Regions from separate parts of the Homo sapiens genome. Here all the other regions are linked to region 1. A link is a contact called in ENCODE Hi-C or POLR2A ChIA-PET data. All regions are on one chromosome and are shown on one strand. Each heading gives the region's core, a stretch centred on a gene start or an enhancer-like site at or near the end of the contact. The rest is flanking DNA. Distances are from core to core; before and after follow the strand shown. Region 1 holds the start of SEL1L (SEL1L adaptor subunit of SYVN1 ubiquitin ligase). Region 2 holds the start of POMT2 (protein O-mannosyltransferase 2). Region 3 holds the start of VIPAS39 (VPS33B interacting protein, apical-basolateral polarity regulator, spe-39 homolog).

Region 1 (4,575 bases), core at 1,127-3,626:
TTTCGCATTAAGGGTATAAAACTAATTTCCCTCCTTCGCCTCAACCAAGCAATCAATAAGAAACAATACTATATGTAAAACATCCTACAATGTAGAAAGTGCTTTTATCCTGTGTCTCCATTTTGAATCTCACAACAGACAGGCAAGACATATCTATCAACCAATAAATAATTAACTAGTGCTAGTGGTGGCAAGTCCAGCACTATATACCTATACACAGAATCACATGATCATCTCCAGCCTCAGCATGTTTACAATCTGTTTATAAGGCAAGATTGTGAGTGTTCAATAGATTCTTAGAGAAATGAAGATTAATGAGGACAGATCTGGTTGGAGAAGTGTGATCCAAGACGAAATGTGAATGAAATTGGGAAGGATGCCAGAGTTATGGCTAAGTGAAAGAAGCAAGGGCAGTTGGAGAAAGGGTAGAGGAACCCTTAGGAAGACATGATTGTGTTAATGTGAAATCTGGAAAGTAAAACGGAAGTGGCTATTTGGTCCATGCAGCAGCACCCAGAACAACCCTTAAATATAAGACGTACTCAGTAAAGACAAAACTGAAAAAAGAAGTTGGGGCTTAACTAAGCAGCAAACTTTCCCCAGTTTTAATCAAACAGATAATCACTGGCTCTTCTGTAGAAGGCAGAAGTTTCTTCCCTGGTACTTCCCCAACAGAGTAGAACTGTCAGCACAGTTCCTATTTTGTGAGTAGAATAAGTTCTAATTTTTTTTATTCTGTGAAAAGTGTAGCCATTGAAAATTTTCAATAGGCATATGAAAGCAGTGTTTAAGGAAAATTAATATGGCCATGATATGTGATTCAGGTTAAAGGGAGAATGATGTCAGTGAGTATGGCTGGAACTCAGGTGCATCATCCAGGTGAGAGAAAATGAAAGCCATTAGGGGAGTTTTCAGTGAGGAAGAGAACAGAGGTACATAATAAAATAAAACAATTTAAAAGTTACATAGTTTAAACTGATAGAACTTGATTATCAATAAGATGAAAAAGAAAGGAAAATATACCAGATTTTACTCTATGATTTATAATCAGAGGAACTCAGAGGGAACATTGTTAGTGACAGAAATGGTGATGTAGCTGAAAAGACAAGTTTTTGGAGGAGATAATTCTTTCCTTCATCTCCTCCGATGTGAATGAGAAACAGTGGTTGGTTTTTTACCATCTTCCTGAAAATAAAAGGCTGTATCTCAAAAAACAAAAAACAAAAAACAAAAAAAAAAAGGAAGGAAGACAAATGCCCAGAAGTGTTAAGACACATGGCCAGCAGAGACTTTTCCAAAGTCCTTCACTTGGCTGGACTAGGTTCTAGGCCTTAGAGCTGACTGTGGGTGGATGACAGGGAAAGCAGAATGACACGGTTTGAGAAAAGAAAGGGCAGGCACACCAAGTCACTGCTCTGCTACTCAGTTGGAACATGCCTGGATTTCGTGCTTATTACATAGAGTATTTCCGTGCCTGCGATGCAATCACTATCACCTCTACCTCCACACACGTGAACCTGGTCTCCTGACTTTAGTTAGGAAAGAAGAGAACAATGCAACTCACAAGAGGAGAAGGATGAGGACAAGTGTTTAAAATAATTTTTCAAAGCTGTTGGCACATTTTCTTTATGATTATTGTCTGGTGAACCTAGTGAAAATAAATACTGTATTGAGATAATCTGTGCCGAGCGGATTTATTTCCTTTTGTTTTGTCGGAGAAAGGAGGACAGGTACTGAGTTGCACCCTGGTTTCCGTACTTCACGGTACTGTTTTATCTAAGTTTTAAAAAACACCTCAAATTCAACTAGCTGTGGCATTTTTCTCAGTGCTCTTATCACTATGCCCAATTTAAATTTTTTAAATAAAACAGGAAAAGATGCTAAACACATTACAAGTTCTTAAAATTATTCCTTAATATTTATTTTGGGTCAATTTAAAAAGGCTTGTGAATCCATAGCCTTGAGTTAATATTTAGCCCAGGTGTTAGTTAAATTCTAACTTCAACAGTCACCCGCACTTGTAAATCTTGCCCTACGATGGACTACGTTTCCCAAGAGCACCCCCCGAGTTAATCACATGAAGCGCATTCTGGGAATTGTAGTCTCGGATGAGCCTCTTTCTCCCAGTCTTGGACTCACGCGCTGATTCCGGTTGAACCCAGGGGCTACCAATTAGCTGGGGCCATGTCCGTGAGTCGTGGTCCAACCGAGAAAGCTGGTGTGGGAGCTTCGTACAATGATTGGCCAATGAATGACCCCCGGGGCGGAGCAATGGGGGTGGGCGGGGAGACCATGGTGATTGGACCAGAAGCCCGCGACGGCGGGCGGGGATTGGCTGCGCGCTGGGTCAGGGAAGCCTGGGAAGGGGCGGAGGAAGGAGACTAGAGCAGGAAGAGCAGCGGCGAGGCGGCGGTGGTGGCTGAGTCCGTGGTGGCAGAGGCGAAGGCGACAGCTCTAGGGGTTGGCACCGGCCCCGAGAGGAGGATGCGGGTCCGGATAGGGCTGACGCTGCTGCTGTGTGCGGTGCTGCTGAGCTTGGCCTCGGCGTCCTCGGGTCAGTATCCGCCCCCTCGGGCTGAAGGCCCAGAGCCTCCGCCCCCCAGCCTCTACAGCCGGCGGGGCCGTGGGGACTCCAGGCTCGGGACCCCGTTCTCCCTGGGCACATCTCGCACTGGGCTGTCACTCGCTCTTTGGCTTTGCTTGGCCTGCGCCAAAGGGGCTATTTAGGAAGGTGGAGTGGGGTGGAAAAAGAAGGGGCGGTCACCCTGCCCACACCTCTCTCCCACGTAACAAACTTTGCGCGACTCTTCTCACGAACGCGGAATTGACTCCAAAGGAATGAATCCTGATACAGGAGCCCGAGTGGAGCTTCCTCGACCCTGGGGTAGAGGAAGGGTCTGGTCTAGAACTCTGGGCTTGGGAATTGTAAGTTAAATAATTGACAAACCTGGAGCTGTCACTTTGGGGCAGAGGAGGATCCATCCAGACCAGGATGTTGACAGTAGTTTGCTTAACACCTGAGATGGTCCCTGGTCTGTCTGTTTAAAAACGAAGACTTTTGATCTCATCGTAGCCACTTTTTACTTTTTTGAAACCTTCCTGAGAAAGCGGTGACCTGTCACAGTGTTTCTGAGTTGCCCCATGTTTGTTGACAGTCATTTTATGATGTTTGGGAAAATCTTGGTTCTTATAAGATGCGTTTTATATAGATACAGAAATTTGTGTGCTTTTGAATTGATTTTCCAGTTAGCTAATGTTTATTCTGGTTCTGCTTTTTTCCCCCTTTTTTAATGTTTTAATCTGCCTACATTTGAAAATTTCCATTTTGAGAGTGTTCATGAAAACTTCGTGTTTCTAAGTGTTGATAAATAAAAATTAGTACAGTAAAACTTTGGAATTTTAATCAGTTTCAGTTAACAGGACAGGTGTTCTGTGGCTTGACGTTTTGGGGGGACAACACGGAGTATAAATGTCAGCTTTTTCTTTTTTTAATAAATGTCAGCTTTTTTTTAACAGAAAATTTCCCAGATGGTTATCTGAATCCCCAAATTACCTGTCCTAGTTGTAAATCAATGCCATAACGTCATTCTGCTTCTAAAATAAGAGGCTTAAACCTAAATTCTATCCATGATGTGGTTTGAGATACCATTTCAAAAGCACCAACCCTATGCTAATTACTTTACTGCCAACATCATTCTTTCAGGTCCACTCCCCTCCCTCCAGTAGTAGTGATGGTTTGAGTTAATGACCAGATCTTTAGACTATACTTAACTCTCGAAGCACTTTTAGCAGTTATTTAATATTTGATCAAAAAGCATGAAATGAAGCTGTTGAGCTTAATGAGTAGAGTACCTGCTGGACCATGGACCTCCTGCATCAGAATTCCTCTTATGGGTTTGTTAAACATTGGGTTTTAGGTCTGGAACAGCTCAGGTATACATAGATTAACAATCTCCATGAGGGATTCTTCACACTAAAGAGAACTACAGTAATGAAAGAGCACGGTGTGTATCCCTCTGAATTTAATTGGCAGAGTTTAAAGAAAATTAAAGCATAGGAATTGTGCTGTCTGTCTTTGACTGCATTTTATATACTTAGAGCTCCATGCCAGTGGAAAAGATATTTGAAGATCAACAGTTGGGGCTTTCAGGATGTTGTAATAAAAGACTTAACACTGATATATTAAATCCTTGGGTTGTATTGATGTAGGTAGAGGACTGTATTCAAGAAATGTCTGCTCTGATTTCCATCATAGTTAAAGCTGTGCCACAACATTTCAATGGTAAAGGCAGAAGCCTTAGCCAGAACTAAAACAATGTAGATGTGCATGCTAAAAGGTAATAAAGGCAGTGCTGTGCTCACATGAAGTTCATATATCATAAAACACCTGTGCGGGCCCAGCTCATACCTGTAATCCCAGCACTTTGGGAGGCTGAAGTGGAAGGATCACTTGAGCCCAGGAGTTCAAGACCAACCTGGGCAACATGGCGAAACCCCATCTCTACGTAACTCCAGGTGTGATGGTGCACACGTGTAGTTCCAGCTACTCGGGAGGCTGAGGTGGCAGGATGGAGT
Region 2 (4,575 bases), core at 1-2,500, 4.2 Mb after region 1:
TAACGTGACGCAAAGTCCCATCTAACGTGCCACCTTCCTTAGTGCCACAAAAGTGGTTCTCAAACTTCATGGCACGTTAAGAACCATCTAGACCGCTTATAAAAACATGCAGATTCTCGAGCCCGTTCCACCAGAGATGAACAGAGTGGCTCTGGAGCAGGCCCCGGGAAGAACATGTGAAAGCCGTGAAGCTCCCCAGGTGATTGTCATGACTGCCTCTCCTCGCTCGGGGCCTTTTTTTTTTTTTTTTGAGCCGGAGTCCCGCTCTTTCGCCCAGGCTGGAGTGCAGTGGCGCGATCTCGGCTCACTGCAAGCTCCGCCTCCTGGGTTCACGCTATTCTCCTGCCTCAGCCTCCCGAGTAGCTGGGACTACAGGCGCCCGCTACCACGCCTGGCTAATTTTTTTGTATTTTAATAGAGACAGGGTTTCATCGTGTTAGCCAGGATGGTCTCTATCTCCTGACCTTGTGATCCGCCCGCCTCGGCCTCCCAAAGTGCTGGGATTACAGGCGTGAGCCACCGCGCCCGGCCCGGGGACTCTTAAAATACAAACATTACTGGAAGGTCACCTCCTGCTAGGGCCAAGAGAAGAGCATGAAGGGCTGCGAGAAATTGGGAGGCTTGGGGCGACGTTTGGAAGCCTTAGTGGAGGGAGGGGTCTGTTATGGGGAGCAGGGAGGGCGGAGCAGAAGTGAAGCGCGACCGGACAGCGACTCCACCCTGCTACGCACTCCCTACCAGGACCGCCTCCTCTGGCCCAACCCTCCCGGAACTTCGAGCCCCAGCGGGCAGCGCGCAGCACGCAGGCGCAGAGCGTGCCCGGCGCAAAGCACTGCATGCCGGGAGTCGTTGTCGGCCTGGGCGGGCGGTGCAGCTCACTTCTGACCCCGCCCCCCAGGGTCTCCAGGTGTCTAACCAGCTTCCCTCCACCCGGGTGCGCGTCACAGACCTTCCCCGCCTGCATCTGGCACTTCGCGCGACCCCCTCCTCCAGGCCGAGAAACTTCGCGCCTGGGACCTGCCGACGACTAAGGCTCAGTGAGACTCGACGAATCAGGCCCGTGTCTTTCGTCCGGGTAAAGCGAGGGGCTGGACTAGAAAGATCCTTCCGGTCGCCTCTGGCTCGCCCAGCTCTCCCGCCACGCCCCGTACCTGGGGGCTGCTGGGAGTTGCAGTTCCCTGAGCCCGACCCCTCCTGCCCAGTCCCCCCCGCCCCGGGCCGGCCGGCCCTCCCGGTCCCGACATGCTCTGCGCCTCCTGCCGCCTCCTAGCGGCCCGGGCCGCGACCACGCTGCCCGCCCCGCCCCGAGCCCGGGGCCCCGCGCTCCGCTGCAGTGAAGGGCGTTGCATTTCCCGGGGTACCCCGAGCTGCCCTCTTGTGACTCCTTGGCGGGGCGGCTGGTCAGACAAAGTGTGCCTCCGGGCCGGAGGGCGACCCAGAGGAGGGGGAAGATGCCGCCGGCCACGGGCGGAGGCCTGGCAGAGTCCGAGCTGCGTCCCCGGAGGGGCCGCTGTGGCCCCCAGGCTGCTAGGGCCGCAGGCCGGGACGTGGCCGCTGAGGCTGTGGCGCGAAGCCCCAAACGGCCTGCTTGGGGCTCACGGCGCTTCGAGGCGGTCGGCTGGTGGGCCCTGCTGGCCTTGGTGACGCTGCTGTCCTTCGCCACCCGCTTCCACCGCTTGGACGAGCCGCCGCACATCTGGTGAGTGATGGGAGGGACTCGGCGGGCACCATGGCAACCGCGACGGGACGCCGCCCTCTGATTGGCCCGAGGGTACGGAGGGGGCGGGATCTATAGGAGGAGGGCCACGGTGGAGGGGAACTTGAGGTATCGGGTGGGTTGGCCTCTGGCGAGGTGCATTCTCTGGGAGGGGGATCGTTTTGCTCTGGTGGTGGGGCAGTGGGATTCTTAGTATCTGAGGAAGCAGCCCTCATGTCTTCCAGGTTATGCTACAGTGCATCACCTGGCTTGCAAATTGTGGCTTTTAAAGGTGCTTTCAACTTTCCAAAGAGAATTGCAAATTTTTGGGTACAGAATTTTCTAAGGCCTGAGTTCCTATGTCTGCAGGATTTTCAGGCATCAACAGAGGAGAAAATACCTAACTGTGTACCTTTATCCTATAGGGCAAGGACAGTTTGGGTGTTCAGGTATGGTGACCAAAGGATTTTATGAGGCAGAACTCTTCTTGTGAGAAGAGATTTATTTTCTTAAAGGTTTTAGCTTGTACTATCCAGATACTGGGTGTCAGAAATGGAATTCTTTAAGCAAAAAGCAGGCAAGAAAACAGACTGTCAGGGTTGCTTTATTTAGAAATTAATAAATTAGCTTGTTATTGTGTCGTGACTGCTGGCAGAAGATGAGACTCCTGGGTTAGAGACAAAGGACTTTATTACAGGAAATAGGATGCATGTTAGAAGCAGTTTCCCTTGCCATCCAAGTCCCACAGGGTGACGCTATGGGTTTAAATGGATGACTGCACAGGCAGTGGGTTGCATCCAAGTGAAGGAACGACAAGCTTGGAAAATCTGCTGTTTTATAGAAGGCAGTACGCAGACCTCCTCTTTGTCCTGGAGGGAGACACTGCCTCTTCTCTCAAAGTTGCTTGCTGCAAACACAACCATGAGAAATGGCCCAGGTGAGATGCAGTCAGGGCCTTGCATTCTTGGTATACCCAGAATGATGTGTAGAGGCACGAGCAATCTGACAGCCTCTCTCACTCCTCGATTCTATGGTCTTGGCTTCTAGCAGATTTTCACATGAATATACAACTCCCCTGGCTACTCACATCTTTTCAGTTTGTCCCTTACAGCATTTAATTAAGGTTGTTGTCAATGGGACTCTAAGCAGCAGAATAAGGCCAGCTTACAGTATTTACCTCAACCATGCCCTCCAGGGTCCTGGATTCAGCCACTTGTGAATAAGTCCTGGGGGCACCGAGGAATCTTATTTCAGACATCTGGGCTGCAGTCTAAGACCAGTCTATTAACCACTGTGACCTGTGCACAGGGGTTCAGATTGATCTCTGATCTTTGGTGTCATTACCAGTAATTACAATAGCCCACTACCCTTGTAAAAATTTTTTTAAGAAAGTAATTACCAGGCTGGGCGCAGTGGCTCACACCTGTAATCCCGGCAGTTTGGGAGGCCGAGGCGGGCAGATCACCTGAGGTCAGGAGTTCGAGACCAACCTGGCCAACATGGTGAAACTCCGTCTCAACTGAAAATACAAGACTTAGCCGGGCATGATGGCGGGTGCCTGTAATCCCAGCTACTCGGGAGGCTGAGGTGGGAGAATCACTTGAACCTGGGAAGCAGAGGTTGCAGTGAGCTAAGATCGCACCATTGCATTCCAGCCTAGGCGACAAAGCCAGACTCTGTCTCAAAAAAAAAAAAAAAAAATTAACTACCATGATTAATGGAAAGATATTTTGTGACCCATTCTTCCTTACACTAACATATTACTTGGAGGAGTGCAGGCCACTCCAGGATTTTTGTTAGATTTTTATTTGGATCACCATCAAATTTGATTACCATTACAGTGGTTTAAACCACATGGGCAGTGTCACTGAACAGTTGCAGCCTCAATCACTAGACAAGGCATAACCTAAGTAAGGCCCTTAGGATCTCAGGAGAAGCATGTGATTTGTATCAGCCGCATTGATAGAAGGTGGTGCTGATCTGTGTGTTTGCACACCTATGAGGGAGGTCTGCGTTTGGGAGTTGGTGTTGATGTCATCAGGCACGTGGGAATAGTTCAAGACTGGCCGTGTCCATGTGAGTTTTTGTTTTCTTTTTTTATTTTCTTTTTTATACTGACCTGCTAGATAAAGTTTTTATGTTTTCATAGTGAGATGACAAACTCAGCCACAGGTCAGATTGCCAGCCACAGTTGCTGCTTGACCTAGATGGACCATGTGAATGTTTGCCAGGCTTTGGTGCTGGATAGGGACAAAGAGAACATTGTTTCCCTTCTCTTTACATCTCCAGGGTCCTGTGGTGTTCCTTCCCCAGATGCCAGGATTGTTTCTTTCCTTCCATTGCTACATAATGAGTGTGTCCTACCCTAGTAACTATAACTTCACCTTTTCTCCATTTATCCCCTACCAATACGCAGGCCTTCTAATATCCAATTGTTAGAAAATTGACAGAGGCCCATTATGTCTTCTACCTTGACACATGTGGGCCACTGTAGGGGGACTTTAAAAGCACTATACCCAACCAAATGATCATTAACTTTATGTTCTGGCACCAGGCCATTCCAACAAGACAATCTAGTGACTGAACTAGAATTAAGTCTGAATTACATAGATAGCCTCCTCCTCCCAGCTGATCTGGGCTTTCTGTAAGGGGGAAGAAAGATGAATCATGGCCAGAAATGGTCAGGGGAGAATCTCACATTTTCAAAATAGGTTTATATAACCCTCCACCCCTTTTTCCTGATCATTACCCAGTTGGTAGGCAAAAGGAGATGACCCATTTCTGAGAATGGCTGCCTTAGGTGACCAAACTGCTTCAGTAAGGTTTGCAGACCAGGAGGAGGTTAAAAACATAGAATCAAAAATCTTTTTGAGTTGATC
Region 3 (4,575 bases), core at 1,492-3,991, 4.1 Mb after region 1:
GCTCCCGACAGTCAGGACTGTCCAAAACGGTCATACGCATGACCTCAATTTTTTCCTAATGTCATACACAAGGGACATAAAACTAGAAGATAGATAAAACAGCCCCAAATTACTGTCACACACAAGCTTCATTAGCGCAGTGGTTTAATCTGTTAAGATTCACACTGAAGACAGTGCACAAAGATCAAGACCAAAAAAATCCTCTCCTTCCTCCTTTTAAATCACTCACAAGATACATGTAGCTAGTCTGAAGAAATATCATCGTAGGTGTCCCAACAAAGACCAAGGCCCAAAGATGCAGTGGCCCGGCCACTTCATGGATGGGACTTATGAGACCCAGACACAGGAAATCCATTTAGCATCCCACAATGGCAAAGAAATTCCAGGACTCGATACTGCTTTACATAGGACTCCAAAGCAGCAACATCTGCCTTCTCCCTTCAAGGTCTGTAACTCCTCAAAACTGTTCTCTCCAGCTACTTAACAGGTTAAACAAAACACAGTTAATCTCTCTGACAGCCCAGCTTAGACTTACCTGTCCAGTTTAGTTTGACGCTCCATTCATAAAAGAAGATAAGTTTCCCTTTGCGATTGTTAATGGATGCCTCTCCATCAAGCTTACTCACTTCCGTCACCTCACACTTGCCTTCTTCATTTTGAACCTGCACTGCCAGGAACAGTGTTTTCAGCTTATCCGTGGACCAATTTGAAGCATCTCTCTCCGTCCTGCAAAGCAGAAACAGAGCTATGAACCAGCAGTCAAACGGAGGATACGCTGCTCTATGCAAGAGAATACGAGGTTAAAGGAGGCCTGACAAATAGTTTGAAAAGAACACAAAAACTCCCAGTCGCACTCCAGTATGTCCACAAACATGTCATTCTTTTTTAGGAAGACAAGGGGTTGCACACTGTCAACAAAGACAGCTGCTGTAGAAAATGGTATAAACTCAATGGAAAATTATGCTCTCCTTTCTCGGCATGATGGTGCGGGGGAATACTTGATACTTTAACATGGCGCCCCCATTTGACCAAGTGGAAAACTGCACATATTGCTGAGATCAGGAACACAGACTGGACCATGAAAGAATAGTACTTAGCTAAAAGGCCCAGAAAGGATTAAACCAATAACCCTGACCTCATTGGCACGGTGTTCTGACCTATCAGATTCGCACTTGCATTATAAACTTCCTACACATTCACTGTCCCCTAGATGGCCACAAAAACGTTAAGTCCAGGGCTTCAAAACAAACAACAAAAATTAGGTCAAGTACTCTGCATGTTAAGAAGAGAGAATACAAAGTGAGATATGGAAAAGAAACATCACTATCTGCCTTCCTACTTATCAACTATTAGAGAAAACAACAGCAAAAAAGGCTGCAACAAAGTAACGGTACAATACAAACATTACGAAAAAAGTTCAGTGGAATTCAAAAATAAGGAAACTAATATTACTTTGGGAAGATTTCATGAAGGAGGGCAGTTATTTTAAGAACGGTCAGGTTATAAAACCACGGCTGCTCGGCAACCTGGAGTTCCAACACACCCGACCTGATAGTTCCGGGTGAGAGGCCGCAGCTATCTGAGCTCTGAGCACCTGCACAACACGTTCTCAATCTCCCGCGGGACCGCTGCAGCGGTCCCCTATGAATGACTTTTAATTTTACCGCAGGCCGCAAAATAGGAATTACAGACCCCTGGCCTTAGGCCTTTCACAGCTATCTCCCAACACAATCAAAGGAGGTTCCAGTCTCAGTGACTCCTCTGGCCACGTGTAATAAGCACCTCCCTGCTCGGGCTGGATGCAGCAGCCAGGGCGTTATCTCCTAGTCTCTCTGACAACCCTCCTCTGGGGCGCAGCCCTCCACGTCCATCTCCCTCCCCTCAAACACTGAGAAGGTGACCGCGGAGTGGAGAGGCCTGGGGCTACGGACCCCTGCCACAGGAAGGACCCACCCCCATCTCCGGACAGGGCTACCTCAGCCCCAGCTCTGTCCGGGCCGAGGTTCTAGGAACCCTGAAACCCTGGCCCGGCCGCAGGTCTCCCAAGGCCGGCCTGCTTTTCTGGCCCTCACCAGTGCCAGTTGTTGACGTTGGTGGCGTCCGCCCGCTCCTCCACGATCCAGCGTGGGTCTCCCTCACCCCACTTGGCCATCGGCTCTCCTATCGCGGCGCCACCAGCTCCGGAGCAGCCGTAGCCACAGCCTCAGGACCGCTTAGTGCCAGCCGCCCGGCAGCGCCTGGAAACTACTAGAAGCGGCCGCAAGCACCTCCTGGCTTGCTTTTCCCTCCACCCCCTCCCCTCCTTAACTTCCGGCTCCTCCCCACTCCCACCGGTTACTTCCGTCCCAACTCGCCGCACCGTGGGTTCCGCCTGATTTAGAGATCCTTCAGACTCCATCGGGTTCTCCCCAAAAAGCGTCCCGAAACCCAACTGCTCATACAACCATTCCTCACCCATAGGAAAACAAAGAACACGTCTCATTGCTTCCCTGGACCCTAAATCGCCCTTGCTGAGCCTCATGGGAATTGTAGTCTTGCTACGTGACTCGCTGGATAACCGCGGAAGGTCTCGCGGAAAGGAGAGGAAATGACCTAGCACGGTGCTTGGGGTTTCTGGGGGCTGTAGTCAAGAAGCCTTGTGGTTCGTCGGGACAGCGCCTGACAGCAGAGGCAGAAGAAACTACGACTTCCAGCATGCCCTGCGGTCTCGTTATTCGTGTTTTCTCTCCGCCCTACGATTATTCCCTTCCGCCCCCTTCTCTAAGCTGCACAGCCTGAATAGAAGGGCTGGTCCAGCGGCGGCGGAGGCTGGCGCTGTCCTGAGAGGGAGGGCTCTGTGCGGAAGAGGTGAGGGTGTCCCAAGCCCCTTGGGTCGCGTATCTGGCTGGATCCAGCCTCTCCGCATCTTGATCTTTTCCCCTCTTCTAGGAGGCATCCCTACACCCTATGACTACAGGCCTGATTCTCTTCTTTCAGTCAGGGCGACCCTTGGGCGCTGGAGTACGCTTGGGACTGGGGCTGCGAGTGAGCACCAGCGATTGGTTCGGAAGCGGACATTTGGTTCAGAACGAGCATTTAACTCTGCCAGGGATCCGCTGGGCTCTGACGACTGCGGTAGATCCATGGCTTCCTGGACGTTCACCCGTAGAGTCATCCTAGCTTAACTCTTGTTCCCTGGTCTCAGTTCACAAGCCTCACCTGTATCTTCCTGGCTCGGAAGATAATTGAAACCAAGTCTGACTTCTCAGTAGGTGGTTTTTGGAGTTTTCTGAGGCAGGGAGCATGTTGTGGTTTTCTTGCTGATTCTTCTGTTTTCCTTTGTAAAGTTCCTGTTCTCCCCTGAGGTCTCTCACCCTGCCTTGTGGGCTGTCAGTAAACAAGAGACGATAAAGACAAACCTCTGAAGTATTTTAAATCATGTTGAAGCACCTGTCACTCTTAAGAGTGACAATCGTACCTGATTACTTTATAACTCTAGAGCCACTAGATCATTATCTATACTTGCCAAGTAAACCTAGCTTCTCATTTGGCGTTATAAATACAAATTGATGGCAGTTGTCTACTGCCATTGCATGGTTAAAAAGATTCCAGAAATCCTCTGGTAGATTATTGTGTTTGTTAGACACATTCTATGTCTATCTGTAGATAATTACTATAGTGAAGGAATGATCTCTAGTTTTCTGGAAAGTGAAAAATAGGTAGAAGGACCATGCAAGACACTAGAAATGGTCTAGGAGCCAGAAAGCCTGGATTGTAATTTGAAATAGGAGCATTTAACAAAGTGGCTTTGATACTGAACTCTTTTGTGCCTCACTTTCCCCATGAGTAACATGGAAATGGAATCTCCCAGGCCTACCTTACAAGATTGTTCTGAGGATCAAACGAATGACAGAGTGATTTATGAACTGACATGTGTGCCAGAGACATTTATATGTTCTATACACATCTTCAGCATTTGTGGCTACTCAGAATTTTTGTATTTTTTTTAATCTTTAGGATTGCTAAAAAATATTTTCTTTTTTAGCTTTTCCCAAGGTACCAGGATGATGTATTAATAATAAAAGTTACTATTGAGTGTTAATTTTGGGTCAGGCACTAAGCACTTTACATGTATTAACTGGTTTACTCCTCAGAACCATTTCTAAGGTAGGTCATCTGTTATGCCCATTTAACAGACGGGAAAACCAAGACAGAAAAATGTCAGTATGATATTCCATATTAAAAGGAAATAACATTTAGTATTTACTTTCTGCTAGACACTTTTATAGATGTTCCCTGCAACCCTGTGAGATAGGATATAATTTTCTCCAAGGCTTAGAAGTAAAGTCATTTATCCACTTTGCTCAGAATTAAGAGAAACCAGGATTTGAACTCAAGGTTGCCTGACTACAATGTCTGTGTGGGATGATTTCATGGTGTCTGCCAGCATTTTTGGTTTATCTCCCTAAAATTAAATACAGAAAAGGATTTTTAAACAACCCTGTACCAGTAGAAATCAATTAGTGATGTCTGCCGTGAGAAGGGACCAGATAGTAGAAAATCCCCACAATACCCTTGCTATCCCTATATCCCCTG

What was found. Hi-C counts contacts between places; a loop is a spot of excess contacts on that map. ChIA-PET counts read pairs that join two places held with the same protein, here RNA polymerase II (POLR2A). Pooled maps may share reads with other maps.
Region 2: a loop to region 1 is called in a map of CD8-positive, alpha-beta T cell, with 17 times the contacts of the local background. The contact joins the promoter of POMT2 here to the promoter of SEL1L in region 1. A Hi-C loop is called at or near these places in 1 of 168 maps with a recorded cell type or tissue (CD8-positive, alpha-beta T cell) and 10 of 50 pooled maps. POLR2A ChIA-PET finds 5 or more read pairs at or near these places in 1 of 52 experiments (CD4-positive, alpha-beta T cell).
Region 3: a loop to region 1 is called in a map of CD8-positive, alpha-beta T cell, with 16 times the contacts of the local background. The contact joins the promoter of VIPAS39 here to the promoter of SEL1L in region 1. A Hi-C loop is called at or near these places in 3 of 168 maps with a recorded cell type or tissue (CD4-positive, alpha-beta memory T cell, CD8-positive, alpha-beta T cell and naive thymus-derived CD4-positive, alpha-beta T cell) and 11 of 50 pooled maps.

The regions. Positions count from the first base shown.
Region 1 is chr14:81,531,654-81,536,228 of GRCh38, reverse strand. SEL1L (SEL1L adaptor subunit of SYVN1 ubiquitin ligase) reads left to right here and starts at 2,376. Exons shown (of 21, transcript NM_005065.6): 1 at 2,376-2,554. The coding sequence starts at 2,485. RefSeq lists a silencer at 2,253-2,372 and an enhancer at 2,089-2,588.
Region 2 is chr14:77,317,558-77,322,132 of GRCh38, reverse strand. POMT2 (protein O-mannosyltransferase 2) reads left to right here and starts at 1,250. Exons shown (of 21, transcript NM_013382.7): 1 at 1,250-1,699. The coding sequence starts at 1,452. It overlaps GSTZ1 (glutathione S-transferase zeta 1), which reads right to left and starts at 1,097. Exons shown (of 9, transcript NM_145870.3): 1 at 950-1,097. The coding sequence starts at 964. RefSeq lists enhancers at 434-483, 15-876, 754-1,023 and silencers at 1,104-1,483, 1,714-1,763.
Region 3 is chr14:77,455,767-77,460,341 of GRCh38, reverse strand. VIPAS39 (VPS33B interacting protein, apical-basolateral polarity regulator, spe-39 homolog) reads left to right here and starts at 2,741. Exons shown (of 20, transcript NM_001193315.2): 1 at 2,741-2,847. It overlaps AHSA1 (activator of HSP90 ATPase activity 1), which reads right to left and starts at 2,249. Exons shown (of 9, transcript NM_012111.3): 1 at 2,073-2,249; 2 at 536-726. The coding sequence starts at 2,152. RefSeq lists enhancers at 1,993-2,172, 1,898-2,420, 2,343-2,802, 2,421-2,943.